2 separate regions of the Homo sapiens genome follow, and region 1 is linked to region 2. A link is an interaction called in ENCODE POLR2A ChIA-PET data of the cell type or tissue named here. Cell type or tissue: Panc1. All regions are shown on one strand. Links, peaks and the distances in the headings refer to the core of each region. The heading gives the core; the rest is flanking DNA.

Region 1 (8,881 bases), core at 1-8,000, 61 kb after region 2:
AGAAATAACCATGTTAGTAGATTGTGACCCAGTACCTGGCCATGAGTCTGGGTGAGGGGGTTCCTGGTAAGTCAGGGCAAGGGTTCCTTACCCTGATGCCACAGTTGGCTAGTCCAGGAGTGTGTACCTGATCCAAATTGGACCAATGAATCTCTTCTCAGAACTTTTTTGTATTTGGGCCGTAGAAATTTCAGTCAGTCTGTATGTGTGTGGCTGTGGTTGTAAGATGTAAAGTTCAGGAGCTTCTATTGCCATATGGAGAATGTCATTACATAGAGAGAAAAAAGAATGAAGCCAGTATGCAAAGGAAAGCAAAGATAAGCAATAGAGAGAAGGCATCTGCATGGCATTAAGTCCCTGGTTTCAGCTGTTCCAGCCAAAATCGATGGTGTTTATTATATTGATGAGAATGTGTCTTTATAATTTGGAAATTGACGGAAGGCGACTTGATTGCGGGAAAAACTATAAACTGTACCTACCTATTATACCATTTACAAAAAATTCTCTCTTGTACTTATTTTTTCTCCCTGAGCCTCCTATTGCTTCAAAGAAAAGTTCAAGTAAAAAGAAGAACAAAAATAGCATAATTCAATACAATATTTATTGCCCTCTGTGTTAGGTGTGGTAGAGTATAAAGAAATATGGCTGACCCAAAACCAACAAGACAATCACTGAAAAGTGACTTGTGAACAATGTGAACAATGTGACAAAAATGAAAAGACAATGTGAACAAAAATGAAGGAGAGATCCTTGTAGGCTAAAAGGGGAGTCTTCCAGATGTGAGATTGATAAAAGCAGGGAAAATTCAGTAGAAAGAGAAAGCCGAAGACCATGCTCCATGTGTAACTCATGAAGTGATTCAAAACAGAAAGCTAGCTTAATTCAAATCAATACATTTTTACTAAGTATGGGGTATTGCGAAAAAGCATATGGCCCTTGCCTTTTAGGAAATTGCCGTATTTAGAGGCAAAGCAAGACTTGCTTATATTCTCAAAAGATCCCCACTCGTTACCTTATTTCCCCTTTAAACCGCTTTACCATATTTGAGATCATGTTATTTGCTAACTTGTTTGTTGATTTGTTTTCCTTCCTTATCAAGAGGCAAGCCCCTTAAGGGCGGGGATTTTTGTCCTTTTTTCTTTTTGCAACCCCAACCTCTGCAATAGTGCCTGGCACAATGCAAACAGCTCAATAATAATTCGTTGAAAGAAATGGAGAATTAGATCGTAGGGTGAAATAATCTTAAACTCTCTGGCCTTGAATCTCTCTAGCTCGCCCAAGATATCAAACATTGGGGGTCAGGCCGAGAAGAGGAGAGGAACAATTTTTTCCTGTTAGGTCAGTGGTTTTTAGCCTTTGGTTACATTAGCATCACCTGGGGGCATCTTTAGACATCATCCCGAAGCCCAGACCGCACCCAGGACTAAACTAGAATCTCCAGCCAGTGGGTCTCAAGCATCAGTTTTTTGTTGTTTTTTTTTTGAGACATTGTCTCCTTCTGTCGCCCAAGCTGAAGTGTAGTGGTGCGATCTCGGCTCACCGCAACCTCCGCCTCCCAGGTTCAAGCGATACTCGTGCCTGTCCCCCGAGTAGCTGGGATTACAGGCGTCTGCCACCACGCCTGGCTAATTTTTGAATTTTTAGTAGAGACAGGGTTTCGCCATGTTGGCCAGGCTGGTCTTGAACTCCTGACCTCAGGTGATCTGCCCGCCTAGGCCTTCCAAAGTGCTGGAATTACAGGCGTGAGCCACCGCGCCCGGCCAAGTATCAGTATTTTGGAAAGTTGCCCAGGAGATTCCAATGTGCAGCCAAGGGGAAGAACAGACGGAGCCAAGGCGCGGGGATCAAGGATAAAGGAGACAAGCTCCACTAGGCAGAGCCGGGCCTCTTCTCGACGTCACGCCCTGGCGTTGCTGCGTGGTTCGTTTACTCAACCGAGAATAGGCCGGTCCTCGCTGTAGCAACACGACCCGCACAACTGATTGAGTGGGAAGCTCCGCAGAGGCGGACTCCAGCCTCCCGCCAATGAACGGGTAGGGTCCGCCCGGCACAGCGCGGCCACGCCCCCTGGACGCCGCGGTCCCGCCCCCGGACACCGCTGTCCGGCTCCCGGGCTGTCCTCAGCAAGGGCGCGGTCTGGTACTCGTGCGTCTTTTATCGCCTCAGTTTCCCTCCGCCGACTAGCGCGCGGGGCCCGGTTCTCCATCGCGCGCACGGCAGCCTAGCGCAATGAGGCGGGCAGCACTGCGGTAGGTGGCGGGGCGTGGAAGGGGCTGGCAGGGCGGTAGCCTGGGGTGCCATCGTCTTCCCCTAGAGCTTCGGGCTGGCCCCGGCGGAAGAAGTGGGCCACGCATGGGCATTTGGGCTCTATGATAAGGGGCGCTCGCCCACTGTACCTCCGACCGGACATAAGCCCGCCGGCCTTTGGTTGGGAGAACCTCGCCCCCACTTTGGCGACTTCTAGCACTGAGTTTGATATTAAAAGCAAAGCAGCACTTTTAAGGGAGGAAGTTGGGTGTTCCCTAAAATTCCTTTGGCCTTGCTCATCCGGGGTGTGGTTGGTAGCCGCGTCGGGGTAGCCCCTTGTCAGAAAGATAATATTTGGAGTTCTATGTTACCTCTAGCCCTTCATCTTCCTTTGGAGAACATTTTTAGGATTAAATGCTTGACCTACTTCGGCTCTTACTTAAGTTTGTTGTAACATTGGCAGAGATTACAGGGTACCTTTTGGCTCCCAGGACCCTAGGACTGTGCGTCTAGGACCCTGGTGCCAATTTGAACTTAACTTTAATGAGCCGCAAAGCCCTTATAAGAGGCTGGGTGCTTTGATTGGGCCACGTGGGTAAGGGAGGATGCCTTTTTGTATATGTAATCTTCCCAGCTGGCACAGTTAAGGCCTGAGGGCCTTAGACTCCAGAGCGTGTCTAGCTCTCCCTAATCCCTTTCACCCGAGCATGCCACCCTTTCCAAGTTTTCTGCCTGGCTGCATCCCAGGGGGCTCACACCTGCTCCAGTTTCTGAAGTTATCTCGCTGCCAGTGGGCCTGTCCCCCTGATGTGACTCATAGTGCTTTTGACTCACATTAACCCCATCAATTCTCTTGGGGGTCCTGGATATCTCTCTCTCTCTCTCTCTCCCTCTCTCTCTCTCTCTCTCTCTCACTCACTCACTGTTCCTGGGGACTTTGTTATCAGTTGTAAGGGTTCTGTCTTGTTTATAGTACTTAAAAACAAACAAAAAACCTTTGTTAAACTATTTGAAGGCAGACTGAAAGTCATTATGAGAGGGGCCACAGTTGACTTTAGCTTGCAATGTGAAAGGTCTTCTACAAAAGCTCCATGGTCTTGTTCAGGTGCTTTCTCTTATAACCCTGTGTTCCTTTCTTGAAAATTCTATTGAGGCCGGGTGTGGTGGTGCACGACTGCAGTCCCAGCGTTTTGGGATGCTGAGGTGGATGGATCACTTGAGGCCAGGAGTTCGAGACCAGCCTGGCCAACATGGTGAAACCCCGTCTCTATTAAAAATACAAAAATTAGCCGGGAGTGGTGGTGCATGTCTGTAGTCACAGCTACTTTTGGAGGCTGAGGCAGGAGAATCGCCTGAACCGGAAGGCAGAGGTTGCAGTGAGCTGAGATCGCGCCCCTGCACTCCAGCCTGGGCAACACAGTGAGATTCTGTCTCAAACAAAAAACTATTGAACCTTAAGCGGATAATCTCTTAGTGTCTAGTGAGAGGAGGAGTTCACAAATGAATATAGACTGAGATGATTAGGTTCTTTGACTGGTGGGCAACCTTTGTAGCTTCTTTTCTTTTTTAGACTTGCAAGAGGCACCTTTGTTTAGTCTCTAAATAGAGGTTATTTCCTCAGAGTGGAGGGCATATGAGTGGTATTGCCTGTTATTGCACTGAACACTCTTCCTTGCCAACTGCTGTAAGCTTGGGACCCAGGGCTGAGCCAGGGTGAGTTATGTGACTCCCCAGGTAGGCCATGGAGGCCTTGAGTTTTCTTTTTTTTTTTTCTCTTTGAAATACTTTTTTTATTTCTTTGGGATATATGTCCAGAAGAGAAATTGCTGGATCATATGGTAGTTATATTTTTAATTTTTGGAGGAACTGCCTCATTATTTTTCAAAATGGCTGTACCAGTTTACATTTTCACCAATAGTGTACGAGGGTTCCCTTTTCTCTACATCCTCACCAACACTTGTTATCTTTTGTCTTTTTGTAATAATCATCTTTTTATTATTATTATTATTATACTTTAAGTTTAGGGTACATGTGCACAATGTGCAGGTTAGTTACATATGTATACATGTGCCATGCTGGTGTGCTGCACCCATTAACTCGTCATTTAGCATTAGGTATATCTCCTAATGCTGTCCCTCCCCACTCCCCCCGCCTTGAGTTTCTTGATCTCCTTTGATTGGAAAGGTTCAGTTACAAGGTCCTGGGATTTGAGTGTTGCAAAGGCCTCTCCACAGTAAAGGCCTAGAGGTTTTGCTATAAGTAAGACTCCTGAGGGCTTATCAGGAGATAAGCCAGTAACCCTGAGGTACTGAAGTGTTGAGTATTGATTAAAACCATTCTCCCACCTCCTCCACCTCAGTGCGGTGTGTGTGTGTGTGTGTGTGTGTGTGTGTGTGTGTGTGTGTGTGTATGTATTGGGGGAGATCGGAAGAACTGGGCTCTATCTGGACTCTGCTGGTGTGCCTGTTGACTGGCACTGGGGGAAAGTCGTCTGAAACTGGGGCCTCAGTTTCTTAAGGAGGTTGGTTTGAATCAGAATCTTCAAATATAGGGGGATCTGAGGGTACAAAAAGGGTCTGTGCACCTCCTGAAATAGTATATACCATTGTGTGTGTGAGCAAAAATGTATTCCAACCCTTCCCACGCCCGCTCGAGGTCCACAGTTTCCATCAGATTATCAGTAAATAGGATACCAAATGTAGTGAAAAGTTACCATTACATGCCAGGCGCGGTGGCTCACGCCTATAATCCCAGCACTTTGGGATACTGAGGCGGGCAGATCACTTGAGGTCAGGAGTTCAAAACCAGCCTGGTCAACATGGTGAAGCCCTGTCTGTACTAAAAACACAAAAACTAGCTGGGCATGGTGGTGCACAGCTGTAATCCCAGCTGCTCGGGAGGCTGAGGCTGGAGAATCGCTTGAACTCGGGAGGTGGAGGTTGCAGTGAGCCAAGATGTTGCCACTGCACTCCAGCCTGGGTGACAGTGAGACTGTCTCAAAAAAAAAAAAAGTTACCATTACCCGAATACTCTTGAATGCTATGTTGACAGTATGATATAGATTTATTATTACCAATATGCTATTGGTATAAGCAACATTTTTTTAAAAAGTGTTCCAATTATGCCTTTGTTGTGCCACAGGAATGTATTTCCAAATTTTTTAAGGCAGCATGCAAAGCAATGGGGCTCTAGGACTACAATTTTCCAAATAAATTGGCCCAAGTGTTTCTCTGTATTCATTAACTCCCTTCTTTTCTCTCCTCATTTGATTCTATGTTTGGCAGTGGTCCGTGATAGTGCCTGGCTTAGGCTATCTTTCCTTTTTTTTTGGAGACAGAGTCTTGCTCTTTTACCCAGGCTGGAGTGCAGTGGTGCGATCATGGCTCACTGCAGCCTCGACCTCCCCGGGGCTCAAGTGATCCTCCCACCTCAGCCTCCTGAGTAGCTGTGACCACAAGTGTGCACCACTACGCCTGACTAATATTTTAAAATTTTTTTGTAGAAACGGGATCTCCCTATGTTGCCCACACTGGTCTCAAGTGATCCTCCCGCGTTGGCCTCTCAAAGTGCTGGGATTACAGGCGTGAGCCATTGTGCCCAGCCTGGTTCTTTTTGATCTTTAGGGGAGACTTTGGAGAAGCATGACTTTCTGGAATAATGATAGCTAGAGATTTTTGAGGACTTGTCAGTATATTAGACATGCTCTTCTAGACGTGCCCTTCAGGGTTTAATATGTGTTAATTCCTTTATCCTTTTGACAATCCTATGGGATAGGTAGTATTATTATCCCCATTTTACAGATGAGGAAACTGAGGATCAGGGAGGTTAGGTAACTTGTCTAAGGTAACTCAGCTAACAAGCAGCATGATTGGGCTCTTTTTTTTTTGAGACAGAGTCTCGCTGTGCAGTGGCACGATCTCGGCTCACCGCAGCTTCCGCCTCCTGGGTTGAAGCAATACTCCTGCCTCAGACTCCCGAGTAGCTGGGACTGCAGGTGCCCGCCAGCATGCCCAGCTAATTTTCATATTTTTAGTAGAGACGGGGTTTCACCATATTGGCCAGGCTGGTCTCAAACTCCTAACCTCAAGTGATACGCCTGCCTCGGCCTCCCAAAGTGTTGGCATTACAGGCATGAGCCACTGCGCCCAGCCTTTGGGTTAACCCCTATACTGTATTGCCTCTCACACAAACAGGATGGAATGATTTTCATCCCTCTTCAGAAAATGCTGCTTCTTAGTGTAACAAAACAATTTCTGTGTATATGTGTATTTATTCAGGTATGTGAGACTGGTTATATAGCTCCTGTTAGTGATGCGTATTCAGGGTATTTAGCCATTCAGAATCAGATCCCATTTCTTATGTTGGATACATTTAACGTGTCTATTATAGTTCCTATTAATGTGTTGGGGGTCATGATTTTTTTGCTCTTTCAGCTAATGGTAGCAATAGAAAGGATTAGCTTTTTCCAGTGTGTTCTTTAAAACCAGATATATTCAGTTGTAGAATGCTAGTTTCTTTTTTGAGATGGAGTCTTGCTCTGTTGCTCAGGCTGGAATGCAATGGGGCCATTTCAGCTCACTGCAACCTCTGCCTCCTGGGTTCAAGTGATTCTGCCTCAGCCTCCAGAGTAGCTGGGACTACAGGTGTGCGCCACCATGCCTGGTTAATTTTTATGTTTTTAATAGAGATAGGGTTTCACCATGTTGGCCAGGCTGGTCTCGGACTCCTGACCTCAGGTGATCTACCCACCTCAGCCTCCCAAAGTGTTAGGATTACAGGCATGAGCCACCATGCCTGGCTGCTTGTTTCTGAGATGGAAGAATGAAGGAATACTTACTCTGTTTCCTTCAGTAAGGCATATGAACCTATAGAAGATACATAAAACAAAATAATGAAAAAAATGGAAAATTCAAATCACGTTCTGAGAAAATGCAGATTAGATGGTCAAAAACAAAAAGACGGCCAGGTGCGGTGGCTCATGCCTGTAATCCCAGCACTTTGGGAGGCCAAGGTGGGCAGATCACAGGGTCAGGAGTTTGAGACCATCCTGGCTAACATGATGAAACCCCGTCTCTACTAAAAATACAAAAAATTAGCCGGGCGCGGTGGCGGCGCCTGTAGTCCCAGCTACTCGGGAGGTTGAGGCAGGAGAATGGCGTGAACCCGGGAGGCAGAGCTTGCAGTGAGCCGAGATCGCACCACTGCACTCCAGCCTGGGCGACAGAGCGAGACTCTGTCTAAAAAAAAAAAAAAAGACAAATATTAATCTGTATACGAAAGTACAGGAATTGAATATTTATCGTGAAAAAGTGAAGCTAAAATATTTAAGAGAGAGGCTTGTTAGCTGTGTGATTGAAGAATAAACAGATCCAAAACCCCAAACCCTCCAGCAAGAATTTTGGTCTTAGTGGACCAGCAGGGATTGTATTGCAACCAAATAAGATGACTGGTGACTAAGAAGTTCAATTAGCCAATGAGTATGTGCTCATATTTCTGTGTTCTGTGCAATTAGATGATTTGACTTGGTGAAAGGATAAGGATTTGTTCTAACAGCACAGTGTCAAAACTGCATGTAGATTTTACAGAATACTGTAAATACTGAGAGGCTTTCTCTGAATGCTGTCATTCAGAAGAGAAACCTATAGTAGCTTGGTCTGTAAAGAAAACTAAAAATATCTCTTTTTTTTGTTGTTAGTCATTGCTTATTCCCACATTAGGTGGTGAGAATTTACTAGTAAATTGAACTGGAATGAGTGACAGTATCTGGGGTTCTGGGTTTTTTTTGTTTGTTTGTTTTATTTTTGTTTTTGTTTTGAGACAGAGTCTTGCTCTGTTGCCCAGGCTGGAGTATAGTGGTGTGTTCTCGGCTCACTGCAACCTCCATCTCCTGGGTTCAAGCGATTCTCCTGCCTCAGCCTCACAAGTAGCTGGGATTACAGGTGCCTGCCACCACACCCGGCTAATTTTTGGATTTTTAGTACAGACAGTGTTTCACCATGTTGGCCAGGCTGGTCTCGAACTCCTGACCTCAAGTGATCCACCTGCCTTGGCTTCTCAAAGTGCTGGGATTACAGGCATGAGCCACCACGCCTGGCCTGCGGGGTTCTTAACCTATTCAGTGCCTTGCCTTCTTCAACTGTGCTCTCACAGATCAGTTTATTAATCTGTGATATTGCCTGTGTGCTACCCCTGACATAATATTGTGTGATTAGGAGTCAATGCTTAAGCAATAATGAACCAAAATCAACTTATTTTGGGAGAGTAGGTTAGGCACATTTAGGTAGACAGCTTTTATTTTTTATTTTTTTGAAGCAGGGTCTCACTCTGTTGCCTAGGCTGGAGTGCAGTGGTACAATCTTGGCTCACTGCAGCCTCGACCTCCTGGGTTCAAGTGATCCTCCCATCTGAGCCTCTTGAGTAGCTGGGACCACAGGTGCATGCCACCACGCCCGGCTAATTTTTGTATTTTTTGTAGAGATGGGGTTTTGCCATGTTGCCCAGGCTGGTCTTGAACTCCTGGGCTCAACCTGTCTACCTGCCTCAGCCTCCCAAAGTGCTGGGATTACAGGCCTGTGCCACCGTGGCCAGTAGATAGCTTTTATTTTATTGTGTTGGGACTCTAGAAAATTTCTGC
Region 2 (16,713 bases), core at 3,518-11,517:
GTCCCAGCTACTTGGGAGGCTGAGTCAGGAGAATCGCTTGAACCCAGGAGGCTGAGGTTTCAGTGAGCAAAGATCATGCAACTGCACTCCAGCCTGGGCAACAGAGTGAGACTCTGTCTAAAAAAAAGAAAAAAGAAAAAGAAGTGTATGTCAAGGAAACACCAATATTTTGTCACACAATGAGAAAAAAATGGGTGGAGCAGAATTTATATCAAATTGAAATTACAAAATGAAATTATAGCAACCTTCCAGTAGTGGGCCTTTCATTTTGAGATCAGACTCTTCAAAATTTAGCTTCATTTTCAATCTATGATTTTTCACTTCTTTGTACTGTTTTTGGTCTCGTCTCATCAAACTTCATTTCCTCTACTAGAATGAATTCTCAGAGATAAAGAGGAGTTAGAAATCTACTTTTTTCTCCTTTGGAGCTCTCTTTAATTATTAGGTGAAATAAAACTAGACAAAAAACAAAGCTACTGCATGCCCACCATTACATATTTTTATGGCTAATATTATGTATACTTTTGTTCAGACAGATGGTGCTGTTAAGAAGGAAACTTCTAGCTGGGCACAGTGGCTCATGCCTGTAATCACAGCACTTTGGGAGGCCGAGGCGGGCGGATAACAAGGTCAAGAGTTCGAGACCAGCCTGGCCAAGAGACCAGCCTGGCCAATATGGCAAAACCCCGTCTCTACTAAAAATACAAAAATTAGCTAAGCGTGGTGGCGGGCGCCTGTAATCCCAGCTACTCGGGAGGCTGAGGCAGGAGAATTGCTTGAACCCGGGAGGTGGAGGTTGCAGTGAGCCGAGATCGCGCCATTGCACTCCAGCCTGGGCGACAGAGCGAGACTCCAACTCAAAAAAAAAAAAAAAAAAAAAAGAAGGAAACTTCTTGATCGAGCTCTGCTGTTCTATACCTTTACACCAAAGTACTCTGATTGTTTGTTAAAATACACACACATGGCCGGGCGCGGTGGCTCACACCTGTAATCCCAGCACTTTGGGAGGCCAAGGTGGGCAGATCATGAGGTCAGGAGATCGAGACCATCCTGGCCAACATGGTGAAACCCAGTCTCTACTAAAAATACAAAAATTAGCTGGGCATGGTGGCGGGCGCCTGTAGTCCCAGCTACTCAGGAGGCTGAGGCAGGAGATTTGCTTGAACCTGGGAGGCAGAGGTTGCAGTGAGCTGAGATCGTGCCACTGCAGTCCAGCCTGGTGACAGAGCGAGACTCTGTCTCAAAACACACACACACACACACACAAACACACACGCACACGGTCCAATCTCTTTTTTTGTTTTGTTTCTTGAGACACAGCCTCACTCTGTCACCCAGGCTGGAGTGCAGTGGTGTGATCTCGGCTCACTGCAACCCCCTGCCTCCTGGGTTCAAGCGATTCTCCTGTCTCAGCCTCCCAGTACCTGGGATTGCAAGCATGCACCACCAGGCCCAGCTAATTTTTGTATTTTTAGTAGAGACAACGTTTCACCATTTTGGCCAGGCTGGTCTCGAACTCCTGGCCTCAAGCAGTGACTCGACCTCCCAAAGTGCTGGGATGACAGGATGACAGGCGTAAGCCACTGCGCCCGGCCAGAACTTTGCATGTTTCAAAGAACTCCAGGTAGGCTTTTTTTTTTTTTTTTTTTTTGAGATGGAGTCTCGCTCTGTCACTCAGGCTGGAGTGCAAGTGGTGCGATCTTGGCTCACTGCAACCTCTGCCACCCAGGTGCAAGCGATCCTCCTGCCTCAGCCTCCTGAGTAGCTGGGACTACAGGCACGAGCCACCACACCTGGCCAGGCTGGTCTTGAACTCCTGACCTCGTGATCCGCCTGCCTCGGCTTCTCAAGGTGCTGGGATTACAGCAGTGAGCCACCGTGCCCGGCCTCCAGGTAGGCTCTTACTTGGAGTGTCCACTTGTAGGTTCCCACGCAGTTTTGCTTCTAGTGGTTCTAGTGAGTATTGAAAGCTAATGACTCACCGGAATGTTTACTCTTTTAATTCTTTTAACAGTCCGCCTGCCGGTCTCCTTCTACCTTTGATGTTAACTGGCTAACACTGTGGTTCATTTCCTGTTATTTGCAACTTTGGAATTAAACTCATACATGAAATCAAAGCAAATGAAAGGCGCAGGTCAGCTATCCTGTTAAGGGCTACAGCTGTGGTTCTGGAAGCTTCCAGTCCAACAACTAGCTTGTTTTCCCTCCTCCCCGCCCCCTGTGGAGGCCTCTCTTTCTTAGGCAGGGTAATTAAGGTTGGCCTAAGGCTTTCTAAGCAAATGTGTGTTCTGCACCAGTGGTTAGTTTTTCCTACACTGAGTCACATATCTTGCTGCTAGGGAAATCTATTTGACAAGACTCAAGTGGAGAATTTGTCACAGTTTGTTTAGCATGTAAGGCCTTGTCCTTGAATGCCCTTTACCCCTTAGATTCTGGATATAATGATATGGTGGTACACGTTTGCTTATTAGCTGGTGGGAGGGGGTGAAGAGGAGTCTTTATGGGCAGTCGTTTTCTTTTCTTTTTCTTTTTTTTGGGAGGAGACGGTCTTGCTCTGCCGTCCAGGCTGGAGTGCAGTGGCGCGATCTCGGCTCATTGCAAGCTCCCCCTCCCGGGTTCAAGCAATTCTTCTGCCTCAGCCTCCCAAGTAGCTGGGATTACAGGCATCTGCCACCACGCTTGACTAATGTTTGTATTTTCAGTAGAGACGGGGTTTCGCCATGTTGGCCAGGCTGGTCTCGAACTCCTGAGCTCAGGTGATCCGCCCACCTCGGCCTCCCAAAGTGCTGGGATTACAGGCTTGAGCCACTGTGCCTGGCCATGGGCAGTCGTTTTCTTACACAGAATTTGGAGTCAGAGGTACTTGTTTTCATCTGTTTACAACCGGTTCAACATTCCAAGGTCATAAACTTACACATCTACCTCATAAATTGCTTGTACAGATTAAACAAGATAATGTAAGTTATGTGCAATAAATGTTGTTCCTCGATAGCCGCCTATTTAATCACGTATTAGAAAAACATTCTCAGCCAGGCGCGGTGGCTCATGCCTGTAATCCCAGCACTTTGGGAGCCCGAGGTGGGTGGATCACGAGGTCAGGAGATGGAGACCATCCTGGCCAACATTGTGAAACCCCGTCTCTACTAAAAACGTGGTGGCAGGTGCTTGTAATCCCAGCTACTCGGGGGGCTGAGGCAGGAGAATCACTTGACCCCTGGAGGCGGAACTTGCAGTGAGCCGAGATCGTGCCACTGCACTCCAGACTGGTGACAGAGCAAGACTCCATCTCAAAAAACAAAAAAAGAAAAAAAAAAAAGAAAAAGAAAAAAAGAAAAACATTCTCGCTGTATTATAGTTTCTGTCATAAGAAAAGAATCAAATTGGCCAGGCGTGGTGGCTCACGCCTGTAATCCCAGCACTTTGGGAAGCCAAGGTAGGCAGATCGAGACCATCTGGCTAACACGGTGAAACCCCGTCTCTACTAAAAATACAAAAAATTAGCAGGGTGTGGTGGCGGGCGCCTGTATTCCCAGCTACTCGGGAGGCTGAGGCAGGAAAATGGCGTGAACCCGGGAGGCGGAGCTTGCAGTGAGCCGAGATCGTGACACTGCACTCCAGCCTGGGCGACAGAGGGAGACTCCGTCTCAAAAAAAAAAAAATCAAATTTAGGCTGGGCACGGTGGCTCAAGCCTGTAATCCCCAGCACTTTGGGAGGCCGAGGCAGGTGCATCACGAAGTCAGGAGTTCAAGACCAGCCTGGCCAAAACGGTGAAACCCCCGTCTCTACTAAAAATACAAAAATTAGCCAGGCGTGGTGGCGCACACCTGTAATCCTAGCTACTCAGGAGGCTGAGGCAGAAGAATTGCTTGAACCCGGGAGGTGGAGGTTGCATTGAGCTGAGATTGCACCACTGCACTCCAGCCTGGGCGACAGAGCAAGAATCTGTCTCAGAAAAAAGACAAAAAAAAAAGGATCAAATTTACCAAGTCTTATCTGGTACTCTACTACATGCCAGGCCTGCGGGTGCTGTGAAAGGTAGGAGGCAGAAAAAAGCATAACATGACATGCTGGCAAGCCGTTTAGGACTCAGGCAGGGAGGAAAGCTACGCCATGTGATCTATTAAGCAATACGGGTCAGTCTATAAGTAAGAGGTACAGTTCTGAGTGGGACTGAGCCCTGTGACCTGGGGTGGAGTCTTGCGCTGGGAGTTCAAGGACTGAGAACGGAATAGGAATTCCCGAAAAAAGAAATCGGTCAGGCTTGGTGGCTCACACCTATAGTCCCAGCACTTTGGGGGACCTAGGTGGGCAGATCACTTGAAGTCAGGAGTTCAAGACCAGCCTGGGCAACACAGGGAGACCCTGTCTCTACAAAAAATAAAAAAAATTAGCCGGGCATAGTGGTGCGCACCTGCAGTTGCAGCTACTTGGGAGGCTGAGGTGGGAGGATCATTTGAGCCCAAGAGGTCGAGGTTGCAGTAAGCCGATATCACACCACTGCCCTCCAGCCTGGGCAACAGAGCGAGACCCTGTCAAAAAAAAAGAAAGAAAGGGCCGAGCACAGTAGCTCACGCCTGTAATCCCAGCACTTTGGGAGGCCAAGGCAGGTGAATCACACGAGGTCAGGAGTTCAAGACCAGCCTGGCCAACATGGTGAGACCCTGTCTCTACTAAAAATACGAAAATTGGCTGGGCATGGTGGCGGGTGCCTGTAATCCCAGCTACTCAGGAGGCTGAGGCAGGAGAATCGCTTGAACCCAGGAGGCAAAGATTGCAGTGAGCCAAGATTGCCAACTGCACTCCATCCTGGGCAACAAGAGCGAAACTCTGTATCAAAAAAAAAAAGAAAGGAGGGAGGGAGGGAGAAAGGAAAGAGGAAGGAAGGAAAGAAGGAAGGAAGGAAGGAGAGAGAGAGAGAAAGAGAAAGAAGGAAAGAAAGAAAGAAAAAGAGAGAAAGAAAGAAAAGGAAAGGGGAAAGGAAAAAGGAAAGGAAAGGAAGAGAGAGATCATAAACTGCTGCTGCGCTGTTATGTCAATGCTTGGCTCAGATTCCCACAGGTCTTGAATGTGCAGGAGAGTCAAAACTCTCTTCTCTTAGTGTCCTGGCTGAGCCTGAGAATTAAATTGACATAAAGTATATTAACAGGAGAAAAGCGTACTAATTTAATGTAAGTTTTATGTGACTCAGGAGCCCTGGGAAGGAAATGAAGACCCAAAGAAGTGACAAAACCAACAGGCTTTTGTATTAGGTTGAACAAAGAGAGGCAGTTGTGGAAAAGTAACTAAATTATGTGGGGAGTTTGTTAAAGGAAGGTAAGAATTAGTTTCACAAAGTATGTTTGTACAGGATTCTCAGAGCTGTGACTCCCCGGGGAAGAATGTTACTTTTTTCCTGGTACAGGGAGGGCATGTTCACATGGGAGTTTCTCTCTCCTGTTTGCAGGAAGCAAAGGGGAGATTAGAATGCCCTTCTTGTATCTGCTGTTTTTCAAGTGCCTTTAGCTTGAAGTAATCCTTACGTCATGGTGGCATATTTTGGCATAGAGTATTCTGCCACCCTTCAGCTGCATTTTGTAGCAGGCGCACCCTCAAGGCAAGGAAGATGACAGCCAACAGTCCCAGGCTACAGCCTCCAGCTTGCGAACTATTGCGAAATAGTGTTAGCCATGAAATCCTGGCTTGGCCCAGTTTGCCCAGCCCTGAGCCAACTCTTTGGGATGGTCTTGGAGAGGGGCAGGGCATCATGACTGATCATTGTACCAGGTAACCATGCAAGCAGTAGAGGAGTTCTCCAAACGAATGAAAGGAAATGGGGGCACTTTGGGAGGCCGAGGCGGGTGGATCACCTGACGTCAGGAGTTCCTGGCCAACATGGTGAAACCGTCTCTACTAAAAATACAAAAAATTAGCCGGGCATGGTGGCGGGTGCCTGTAATCTCAGCTACTCAGAAGGCTGAGGCAGGAGCTTCACTTGAACCCAAGAGATGGAGGTTGCAGTAAGCTGAGATGTCGGCACTGCACTCCAGCCTGGGCAACAGCAGTGAGACTCCATCTCAAAAAAAAAAAAAAAAAAAAAAAGTTTAATATGTTGCTCATTTCTCAGCCCTTGCTGTTCAGCACATTTTCCCCACAGGTTCTGACAACTCTGTTTTTTTTCCTGCTCGCTTTCCTTGTCCTACTTGCAAATCATGTGATTCTACTTTTCAGTGCTTTCTCTTTCTCTTCATCTTCCTTATCCTTTGGACTCTTCATTAGGGCTTGTTTTGGACTTTTTCTAAAACAAAGCACTAATAATGAAAACCTTTCCTAAAAGTTGTTAGGGTACTGTATGCAATGTATACTGGGATAATTGGGCCTGTTACCCTAGGAACCACCCCAGACTGCCCCCTAAGAGTATAGGTGGGAGTGTACAGATTGTGATGATGATATGATTCTGTTTTATAAAATGAAAGAAGTTAGACATGAATCCAACAGCATCAGCCACAACAGCTTCAAAAAGAAGTCTTCCATATAAATAATTCATATTAAAAGATTTTTTTTTCAGTTAGAATAAATAATCCCCTTCTAAACCTTTAAATCATCCAGAAAACATATTTGATGTTTCTGTCCCCAAGTATATACGTGTGTTTTATTTTTTATTTTATTTTATTTTTTGAGACGGACTCTCGCTCTGTCACCCAGGCTGGAGTGCAGTGGCATGATTTTGGCTCACTGCTACTTCTGCCTCCTGGGCTCAAGTGATTCCCCTGCCTCAGCCTCCCAAGTAAGTGGGATTACAAGTATGTGCCACCATGCCTGGCTAATTTTTATATTTTTAGTAGAGATGGGGTTTTACCATGTTGGCCGGACTGGTCTCAAACTCCTGGCCTCAAGTGATCCGCCTGCCTTGGCCTCCCAAAGTGCTGGGATTACACGTGTGAGCCACCGCACCCAGCCTATATGTGAGTTTTATATTCTTTGTTTATTTTCAGTACTCAAATAGTAAAGGCAAAGGTTTATCTGAGTTCTGATGATAGCTTCCTTAACAGGAAATGAAACTGCCAATGTTCCACAAAGCAGACAAAGTACCTAATTTGTTGAAAAAAATCATGCTGAATCACCAGAATAAAACTGTCTTAAGCGTAATCAACTGAACATTTGTGTGTAACTATTTTTAAAATTAACTTGCCTTCAAAATTAAATGGCTCTATAGACAGTCATGTAATGGTGTGATCCACAATTTAAAATGTATTTTTAGAATTTCCGACTTACGTGCTGATTAGAAAACCTGCAAGTCACAATCATTTGACATTCTGGAATAGGGCAGTTGGAGTTGGAAGTGGGAAGAAAAGTCACTGGAAAATTTTAAGAACAAAGTAATGTTAGGCCATATATACTACTTTTTATTTCTGTATAGTCTGAATTGTTTGTGAACTGCTTTTACTTTAACACGATTAGAAAATTGCATAGCTTTACACACTGTCAAAGGTTTTTGGAGGGCTTGTTTTTATTTATATTTATATTTATATTTATTTATTTATTTATTTTTGTAGAGACAGGGTCCCACTGTGTTGTGCAGGCTGGTCTTGAACTCCTGGCCTCAAGCAATCCTCCTGCTTTGACCACCCAAAGTGCTGGGATTACTGGCGTGAGCCACTGAGCCTAGCCTTGTTTTGTTTTTTAATTTTATTTATTTTTATTTTTATTTTTGAGATGGTGTCTCGCTCTGTCGCCCAGGCTGGAGCACAGTGGCACGATCTCGGCTCACTGCAACCTCCACCTCTCGGGTTCAAGCGATTCTTCTGCCTCAGCCTCCCGAGTAGCTGGGACTACACGTGTGCGCCACCATGCCCAGCTAATTTTTGTATTTTTAGTAGAGACGAGGCTTCACCATATTGGCCAGGCTGGTCTCGAACTCTTGACCTCGTGATCCGCCTGCCTCAGCCTCCCAAAGTGCTGGGATTAGAGGCATGAGCCACCACGCCCAGCTTGTTTTGTTTTTTTAAGTAACTACTTTGTTAGTTGATTATTTGGTTTACCTCACAGTCTTCCAAATTACTTTTTAGTTTTATTGGTTTTTAAAATTTTAAATTGAGACGGGGTCTTGCCATGTTGCCAAAGCTGGTCTCGAACTCCTGGGCTCAAGCGATCCTCCCACCTTGGCCACCCAAAGTGCTGGGATTACAGGCATGCGCTGCTGCACCTGGCCTACTTTTTATTTTTATTTTCATTTATTTATTTAGTTTTTTTAAAGACAGGGTCTTGCTCTGTCACCCAGGTTGGAGTGCAGTGGGGCAACAATAGTAGCCTCAAACTCCTGGGTGCAAGGAATCTTCCTGCCTCAGCCTCCCAAGTAGCTAGGACTACAGGCATGTGCCACCATGCCCAGCTATTTTCTTAATTTTTTGTAGAGACAGAGTCTTACTATGTTGCCCAGACTAGTCTCAAATTCCTGGCCTCAAGCAGCCCTCTCACCTTGACCTCCCAAAGTGCTAGGATTACAGGGAAGAGCCGCTGCACCCAGCCCCAAATTACTTTTTAGAATATATGCTTTATCACTTTGCTCACTTTACACACATGAGAAACACTTTTTACTAGAGAAACACACTTTTCTACTAGAGAAACTGGAAAGCAAAATACTAGAATTCCCAGACTCCCTTACAGCTAAGGGTTGCCAGGTGACACATTGCAGCCAATGAAATGTAGGTGGAAGTGCTTGGAGATGGCTTTCTTCAGAATTTAAAAAACAAAAAAAGGCCAAGCAGTATGAGGAAAGGCTGTGATTTTTTTTACCTGCTGCCTTCCGCCATTTCCCTGTGTAGAATGGACACATTGCAGGAAGCGACATTGAGCTGAGAGCTGAGGGGTCGGGCACGGTGGTTCACACCTGTAATCCCAGCGCTTTGGGAGGCGGAGGCGGGAGGATCACCTGAGGTCTGGAGTTCGAGACCAGCCTGGCCAACATGGTGAAACCCCCGTCTCTACTAAAAATACAAAAAATTAGCTGGGTGTGGTGGCAGGCACCTGTAATCCCAGCTATTTGGGAGGCTGAGGCGGGAGAATCGCTTGAACCCAGGAGGCGGAGGTTGCAGTGAGCCGAGATCACACCACTGCACTCCAGCCTGGGTGACAGAGTGAAACTCCGTCTCAAAAAAAAAAAAAAAAGGTGCAAAGAATGTGATTTCTGGTGTACTATACATTATGCACATGGCTTACATCTATTTTTTTCTTTTTTTGAGACAGTCTTGCTCTGTCGCCCAGGCTGGAGTGCAGTGGCATGATCTCGGCTCACTGCAACCTCTGCCTCCTGGGTTCAAGCGATTCTGCTGCCTCAGCTTCCTGAGTAGCTGGGATTACAGGTGCCCCCCCCCCCACCACGCCCTGGTAATTTAAATCTATTTTTATTGCTTCAGAATCTTGGCACAGCTCATTTAGCTTGTTCGGTTAATGGAAAGTGCCTGTTCTATAACTTAATGACAAAGCCATTCCTTACTATCAAACCAATCAGCCAAATCAGACTAACTTGTAAACGATTGTGCAGACCAGACATGGTGGGTCATGCCTGTAATCTTAGCACTTTGGGAGCCTAGGTGGGCAGATAGCTTGAGGCCAGGGGTTCAAGACCAGCCATGAGCAAGATGGCGAAACCCCGTCTCTACAAAAAAAAAAAAAATTAGAATAAAAATATTAGCCAGGCATGGCGGCGTGCACCTGTAGTGCCAGCTACTCGGGAGACTAAAGTGGAGGATCACTTGAGCCTGGAAGGTTGAGGCTGCAGTGAGCCATGATCTCGCCACTGCACTCCAGCCTGAGTGACAGAGTGAGACCCTGTCTCAAAAAAAAAAAAAAAAGCAATTTGTCATCTGGATTAAACAGCTGCCATTTTTTTTTCTTTTCTTTTTCTTTCTTCTTTTTTTTTTTTTTAACCAAAGCTCTCTTTTTTCAGGTCTTGAGAAAGCAAATTGTCCCAAACTTAATCTGGAAGAGAACTTTTAGGGCTGAGGTAGTTTACAGTCTGTTCCGGGACGTAATCAGCAATCCTGATGTAATGTTTGAGTAATCTTTTTCTGGAAAGTTATGGTTTCCCCCCAGCTGCCTGGCTGCTGAGACTCTGTAACCCATAGTTCATTGTATCACTTTTATCTCTACCAAGAAAGCAGTCTTCAAACTGACTTGCTGAGGAGCTTCTTTCTTTGTGAAACTTGAAATAAAACCCCAGTACATGCTCCTACCTAAGTAATCTGAGAAGGGGTCTCAACTCTCTGGGAACTCTTCCCTTGAGAGCTGTACATTCCTGAATTATTCTTTGGTTTGGTGCCCAGAGGTTTTTACACCTTGGGGGTAGCACCCTCTGCTAAGATTCAGGGTAGGTTAGGGGTACACCTTTCTTTAGTAAGGTGGGAGAAGGGCATTCATTTATTTATTTTAGGGACAGGGGTTTCACTGTGTTGCCCAGGCTGGTCTCAAACTCCTGGGCTCAAGCAATCCACCCACCTCCTCCTCCCAAAGTGTTAAGAGTACAGCCGAGGCCAGGCACGGTGGCTCACCCCTATAATCCCAGCAGTTTGGGAGGCCAAGGCAGGTGGATCACCTGAGGTCAGGAGTTCGAGACCAGCCTGGCCAACATGGTGAAACCTCATCTCTACCAAAAATACAAAAATCAGCAGGTGGTGGTGGCAAGCACCTGTAATCCCAGCTACTCAGGAGGCTGAGGTAGGAGAATCACTTGAACCTGGGAAGTGAAGGTTGTAGTGAGTCGAGATTGCACCACTGCACTCCAGGCTGGGCAACAGAGCGGGACTCTGTCTCAAAAATAAATAAATAAAAAGAGTGCAGCTGTGAACCACCCCATCTTGCCAGGAAGGGCATTTATGAAAGAGGAGAGAGGCAAGAGGAGCCAAGTGTGACCTCCTATTATTATTATTTTAATTTTTTTTCTTTTTTAGAGACAAGCTCTCACTCTATTGCCCAGGCTGGTCTCAAACTCCTGGGTTCAAGGGATCCTCCCGCCTTGGCCTCCCCAAGTGCTGGGATTACAGGTATAAGCCACTGCGCCCAGCCCAAGTGTGACCTCTTAACCTCAGGAGCATTTTCAGGTAGACCATTTCTGGAAAGAGTATATATAGAAGTTGAGGTTTGGAACCCAAGTTCCTTAAAACTCAGTACCTTGGAATCCTCTTGTATACCTCAAGCAACAAATGTTTCCCAGTTTGATGGCCCTAAACTAGATGTCTCTCTCCTATATGCTTGGGGCAGAGGCTTATATAAATGACCTAGAGAGTAACTTATCAGAGATGATGTCAAGTGATTATTCTGAAGGCCCTTGGAGCAGCATCCTTCTACATCTTTTCTAATTTCCCCAAAGTCCGCTCTTCTCAGTTCCAGAGAGATCATATGGTGCCCATTAAAAATAGTCTTTAGAGACTGGGCGCGGTGGCTCATGCCTGTAATCCCAGCACTTTGGGAGGCCGAGGGGTGGGGGCGTGGATCACCTCAGGTCGGGAGTTCGAGACCAGCCTGGCCAACATGGAGAAACCCCGTCTTTACTAAAAATAGAAAATTAGCCAGGTGTGGTGGCGCATGCCTGTAATCCCAGCTACTTGGGAGGCTGAGGCAGGAGAATCGCTTGAACCCAGGAGGCGGAGGTTGCGGTGCGCTGAGATTGCGCCACTGCACTCCAGCCTGGGCAACAAGAGCGAAATGCCATCTCAAAAAAAAAAAAAAAAAAGAAAAGTCTCTAGAAGGCAGGCCTTGATTGAGTAGACTTGAAAGAAACAAGCTGTTCTGAATCTGTCCCCTAGGGGTTGGAGCATAAGAAACCTAAGGGTTTGTTTTCAAAGGTAATTCTAGAAAAGTTATCATCTGAATCAAGACTTGTGTATATTTCATTAGAAGAAAGGCATATTCTTTAAAAGAATACTTTTGGTTTTGGCTTTTATCACTTGCAAATGTCAACTTTAAATTCTCACTTCTTCTCTTGGTCCAAATGTTATGGAAATGTCATTCTTTCCTACAAGTCATTACCAGGAAATACTTAGGTCTTAAAAGGTACCTTGGGCTTTTCCCCACTGAGTTGTAGTTAGAAAGAATAATAAACATCATGAAATTCAAACCTAGGACAATATACCCGGAAAAATACTAACACAATAACCTGGGCTGCAAAACTTGTTTAGCAAGTTTCAACTGGAGGTTAATTAAAATCGGCTTGGAAACCTCTTAAAATACAGACTGGCATGTAAACCACACACACGCAGCACCACCTAGATTCTTCCCTCAGGAGCTTTCTCCTCTCCACTTCCCTGGATTTCTGTGGGAACGTTTCCCCAGAATTCCATCCGGTCTGGCGGAGACCATGGTGCCCCTGAGCATAACACAAGCCTTTTTCTCCCATCTCAGGGGAGGACCAAGAGGACGGTGGATAGACAGGCCCCTCCTTCGCAGTTCTAACAAACAGTACCCCGACATTCAGCTCCTTAAGCCTTTGAGCCCTTTTGGAAAGTGGGGTGGTATTGGAGTGGGGGGGTCAGGGCGAATGGAGGATTGAAAGAATTTCCCCCAGTGTTACATGTTTTTGGCCAGGCACAGTGGCTCATGCCTGTAATCCCAGCACCTTGGGAGGCTGAGGCAGGTGGATCACTTGAGGCCAGGAGTTTGAGACCATCCTGGCCAACATGGTGAGACTTAGACTTCATCTTTACAAAAATTAGTCAGGTGTGGTAGCATGTGCCTGTAATCCCAGCTACTCCAGAGGCTGAGGTGGGAGGATCACTTGAGCCTGGGAGCTCAAGGCTGCAGTAACCTGTGATTGTGCCACTGCACTCTAGCCTGGGCGACAGAACAAGACCCTGTCTCAAAAAAAAAGAAAAAAAAAACAGAGGAGTTTAAGTGACAGTGTTCTGGACAGGACAAGAGAGCGTGAAGAGGTCAAAGGCAGAACAGGAGAAGGTAGAAATGCCGCCTGACATTGGACTTGCCCGTAAGAGGCTATTGAACTGGCCAAACATTCTCAGACCTTAGCTGTGTATTTCTTCCGAAGTTCCTCAGGTTACCGCTATTATTCCTTTTGTCTGGGCTTGTTTGGAATGATTGTCAGCTAACACTCCGTTGGTGGATAAGCATCTGTGAGATGTGCAGGAAACAAGGCCGAGTATAATTATAACATAATTCTATAACAACATTGCCCAAGACTGCCTCAGTACTATATGCCAGAGTACATCATGACTATCTTGCTGACAGGCATTTGGATGGCGATTAGTGTTGGATCCCGTCTGGGAATCAGGCTTGAAGCCAGAGAAACTGGAAAATGATTTTTGTCTTTTAACTCCTTGGAGGCCTGTGTGGAAAATTCAGGAGAGCACATTTTTGTTTCTAGCAACAGAACTCAAACGTAATTTGGCCAGGCATGGTGGCTCATGCCTGTAATCCCAGCATTTTGGGAGGCCAAGGCAGGTTGGGTCACTTGAGGCCAGGAGTTCGAGACCAGCCTGACCAACATGGAGAAACCCCATCTCTACTAAAAATACAAAATTAGCCGGGCGAGGTGGTGCATGCCTGTAATCCCAGCTACTCCGGAGGCTGAGGCAGGAGAATGGCTTGAACCCGGGAGGCGGAGGTTGCCATGAGCCGAGATTGCGCCATTGCACTCCAGCCTGGGCAACAAGAGCGAAACTCCGTCTCAAACACTTGCCTTGCCTCAAATCTGCTGTGGAGGCCAAGGGAAATCTTTCCCTTCGCCTTCTGACGGTTCACTGGAATATCAACTGACAAAAGGCAGATTAGTAGAAGAAATGGCATACAAATTTATCAATGTTCACGGAGGGAAATCACAGAGTGATTACTGCAACCCATCCTCCAGGGGGTACAGAGGTTTATATACCATCTTGAGGTTACAGAAAGAATGGGGCTTGGTAGCTGGGTGTGGTGGCGGGCACCTGTAATCCCAGCTACTCGGGAGACTGAGGCAGGAGAATCGCTTGAACCTGGGAGGTGGAGGCTGCAGTGAGCCGAGATCACGCCACTGCACTCCAGCCTGGCGACAGAGCTAGACTCCGTCTCAAAATAAAATTAATAAATAAAAATAAAAGAATGGGGCTTGGATCCTGGCAAAACAGGTTGGAGGAGAAGTCCTCTTCTAACCTGTTTAGGGGGAGAAGAGGAGGCCTGGCTAGCAAAGTGGGTCTTGTTATGTAGATCAAACCTCACAAGTGGTAGCCCTTTTTCAGGCCTCCAAAGGCCTCCAAAGGCGTCAGACTCTCAGTCAATCTTTCCTAGATCCGGACAAGGGAGGGCCTCCGAGAAAGCAGGGCTGCATCAATGCGGATTTTCTCTACACATACAAAGCTCCACAAAAGGCAGCTTTGCAGCTATTCTCGTATTTCCAGCCCTTCTGAATAGCCATCTTGAAATACGTCAAAGAAGTATGTTTTGGGGTGAAACATGTTGGCTTCCTTCACTGGTCTTTTGTGGAAGTGTCGAATTTTCTTGCAGAGCTGGCAGAGACGTGTTGAGACAGGGAACAGTGGACAGGAAGACTGCATTCTCCCTGTTCCTCGACACCGAATCTAAGCACAGGCAAGACCTTTTCCAGGTTTCAAAGAAACAGTCTTAGCCCTAAAGCACCACCAGTGTTTAATGAGGAAACACTACCATGAATGGTTAGTGAGACTAGACCATGAGTTGTAGTTCGTGAGGTATATGTGCAACCCGGCTACCCAGTTCAGATCTCAATCCTGTTGCCTCCTGGTTGTATGACATAAAATAAATTGATTTGTGCTGGGCATGGTGGCTCACGCCCTTAATCCCAGCACTTTGGGAGGCCGAGGCCAGTGGATCACTTGAGCCCAGGAGTTTAAGACCAGCCTGGGCAACATGGCAAGACCCGTCTCTGCCAAAAAAATACAAAAATTAGCCAGGAGTTTGGTGGCATGCACTTGTGGTTTCAGCTACTCAGGAGACTAAGGTGAGAAGATTAATTGAGCCTGGGAGGTTGAGGCTGCAGTGAGCTGCGATCACACCACTGCATTGCAGCCTGGGTGAGAGAACAAGACCCTGTCTCAATAAAATAAAATGCAATAAAATAAGATGGGCCTGATCCAGTGGTGTGCTGCAACCTGCTCCTTCTGGCTTGGGAGAACCTATTGTTAAATATTCAGGAATTTTGTCAGCCAGTTGCTAAAACCTTTGGTACACCCTTAGCGGATGTATTCACACCATGGAAATCAGCCAGTTCTACAAATCAAGGATACCCCACCTCCAGCTGACTTACTAGCATACCACTGGAATACCCTACAATATTGTTATGGGCATTCATGAAATAAAACCACAATGTCTGGCACATAGTAGATGCTCAGTGTAGTGTTACTATAAATATGTCACATAGAATATATTAATAATGTATATCTGCCAGGCACAGTGGCTCACGCCTGTAATCCCAGCACTTTGGGAGGCCGAGGTGGGTGGATCACCTGAGGTCAGGAGTTTGAGACCAGTCTGGCCAACATGGCGAAACCCTGTCTTTACTAAAAATACAAAAAAAGTAGTTAGGCATGGTGGCACATGTCTGTAATCCCAGCTACTCAGGAGGCTGAGACAGGAGAATCGCTTGAACCCAGGAGGCAGAGGTTACAGTGAGCCGAGATCACGCCATTGCACTCCATCCTGGGTGACAGAGTGAGACTCTGTCTCAAAAAAAAAAAAAAAAAAAAAAATCCCAGCACTTTGGGAGGCTGAGGCGGGCACATCACGAGGTCAGGAGATCGAGACCATCCTGGCTAACACAGTGAAACCCCATCCCTACTAAAACTACAAAACATTAGCCGGGTGTGGTGGCGGGCGCATGTAGTCCCAGCTACTTGGGAGGCTGAGGCAGGAGAATGGCGTGAACCCGGGAGGTGGAGCTTGCAGTGAGCCGAGATCGCGCCACTGCACTCCAGCCTGGGCGACAGAGTGAGACTCCGTCTCAAAAAATAAAAAATAAATTAAAAAAAAGATGAAGTTTGTTTTTATTCTCATAAATGAAGAAAAGCCAGAATCTAATTCAATTTCCTCTGACTCCAAGTCAAGTGTTCACCAGACCCAAACTGCCTCTGGACCACGTCTCTGCAAACAGATTTGTTGTTGTGGATGTAGCTGTTTTGAAGCCATTTTTATTGTTGCTGTTGTTATTGATTCACTGGATAAAAGAAAGCAGTATAAACAAACACTGAGGTGGAAGAAGACAGTGTTGGCCCACAGCTGGTGGAACACTTCCTCAGGAAAGCCTGGAGTGAATGCCGCCACTCTCAAGCCCCACTTTTAAAAGGATCTCCCTGCTGTGCCTGTGTTATTATCAAAACAGAGAACTGTGAACACCACCTGCTCCCAATAAATGTTGTTTCCCCTGGGAACCGCTGAAGCTCAGAATTACCTAGCCATTGATGTCAGGTCTGGGGGAGGAAATGTACTAGATGAGCCTGGGACAACTTAAAAGGGAAGAAGTTAACAAAGGCTTCTGGGGTCGAGTCCAAAGGACTCAATTCTGGAGCCAACTTGAAGAAGCTTTCACTGGACAATTAGGGAAATCTGAGCTTCAATAAGAAAAAAATGGCAAGTAATTAAGACACAGGAAATGCTAAGAGTCCTTGAGTTAATAATGATACTTCAGGCTGGGCGCGGTGGCTCATGCCTGGAATCCCAGCACTTTGGGAGGCTGAGGCGAGAGAATTGCTTGAGCTCAGGAGTCCAAGACCAGCATA

Evidence for each region. ChIA-PET counts read pairs that join two places held together with the same protein. Peaks named below come from ENCODE experiments on the same cell type or tissue, not always from the same donor. Only the 100,000 strongest peaks of a DNase experiment are listed, where the experiment ranks them.
Region 1: POLR2A ChIA-PET joins it to region 2 with 10 read pairs; 6 of 35 experiments call an interaction of 5 or more read pairs at or near these places.

Annotation. Positions count from the first base shown.
Region 1 is chrX:23,736,493-23,745,373 of GRCh38, reverse strand. ACOT9 (acyl-CoA thioesterase 9) reads left to right here and starts at 2,098. Exons shown (of 16, transcript NM_001037171.2): 1 at 2,098-2,249. The coding sequence starts at 2,230. RefSeq lists a silencer at 1,929-2,248 and an enhancer at 2,519-2,568. In Panc1, for the core only: no CTCF peak of the experiment used is centred there; a DNase peak (open chromatin) is centred at 1,933; H3K4me3 peaks cover 2,496 bases; H3K27ac peaks cover 1,132 bases.
Region 2 is chrX:23,792,998-23,809,710 of GRCh38, reverse strand. No RefSeq gene overlaps it. Among named protein-coding and RNA genes, the nearest start is that of SAT1, 18 kb to the right of the region's middle. RefSeq lists enhancers at 1,435-2,634, 2,242-3,240. In Panc1, for the core only: no CTCF peak of the experiment used is centred there; no DNase peak of the experiment used is centred there; H3K27ac peaks cover 2,999 bases.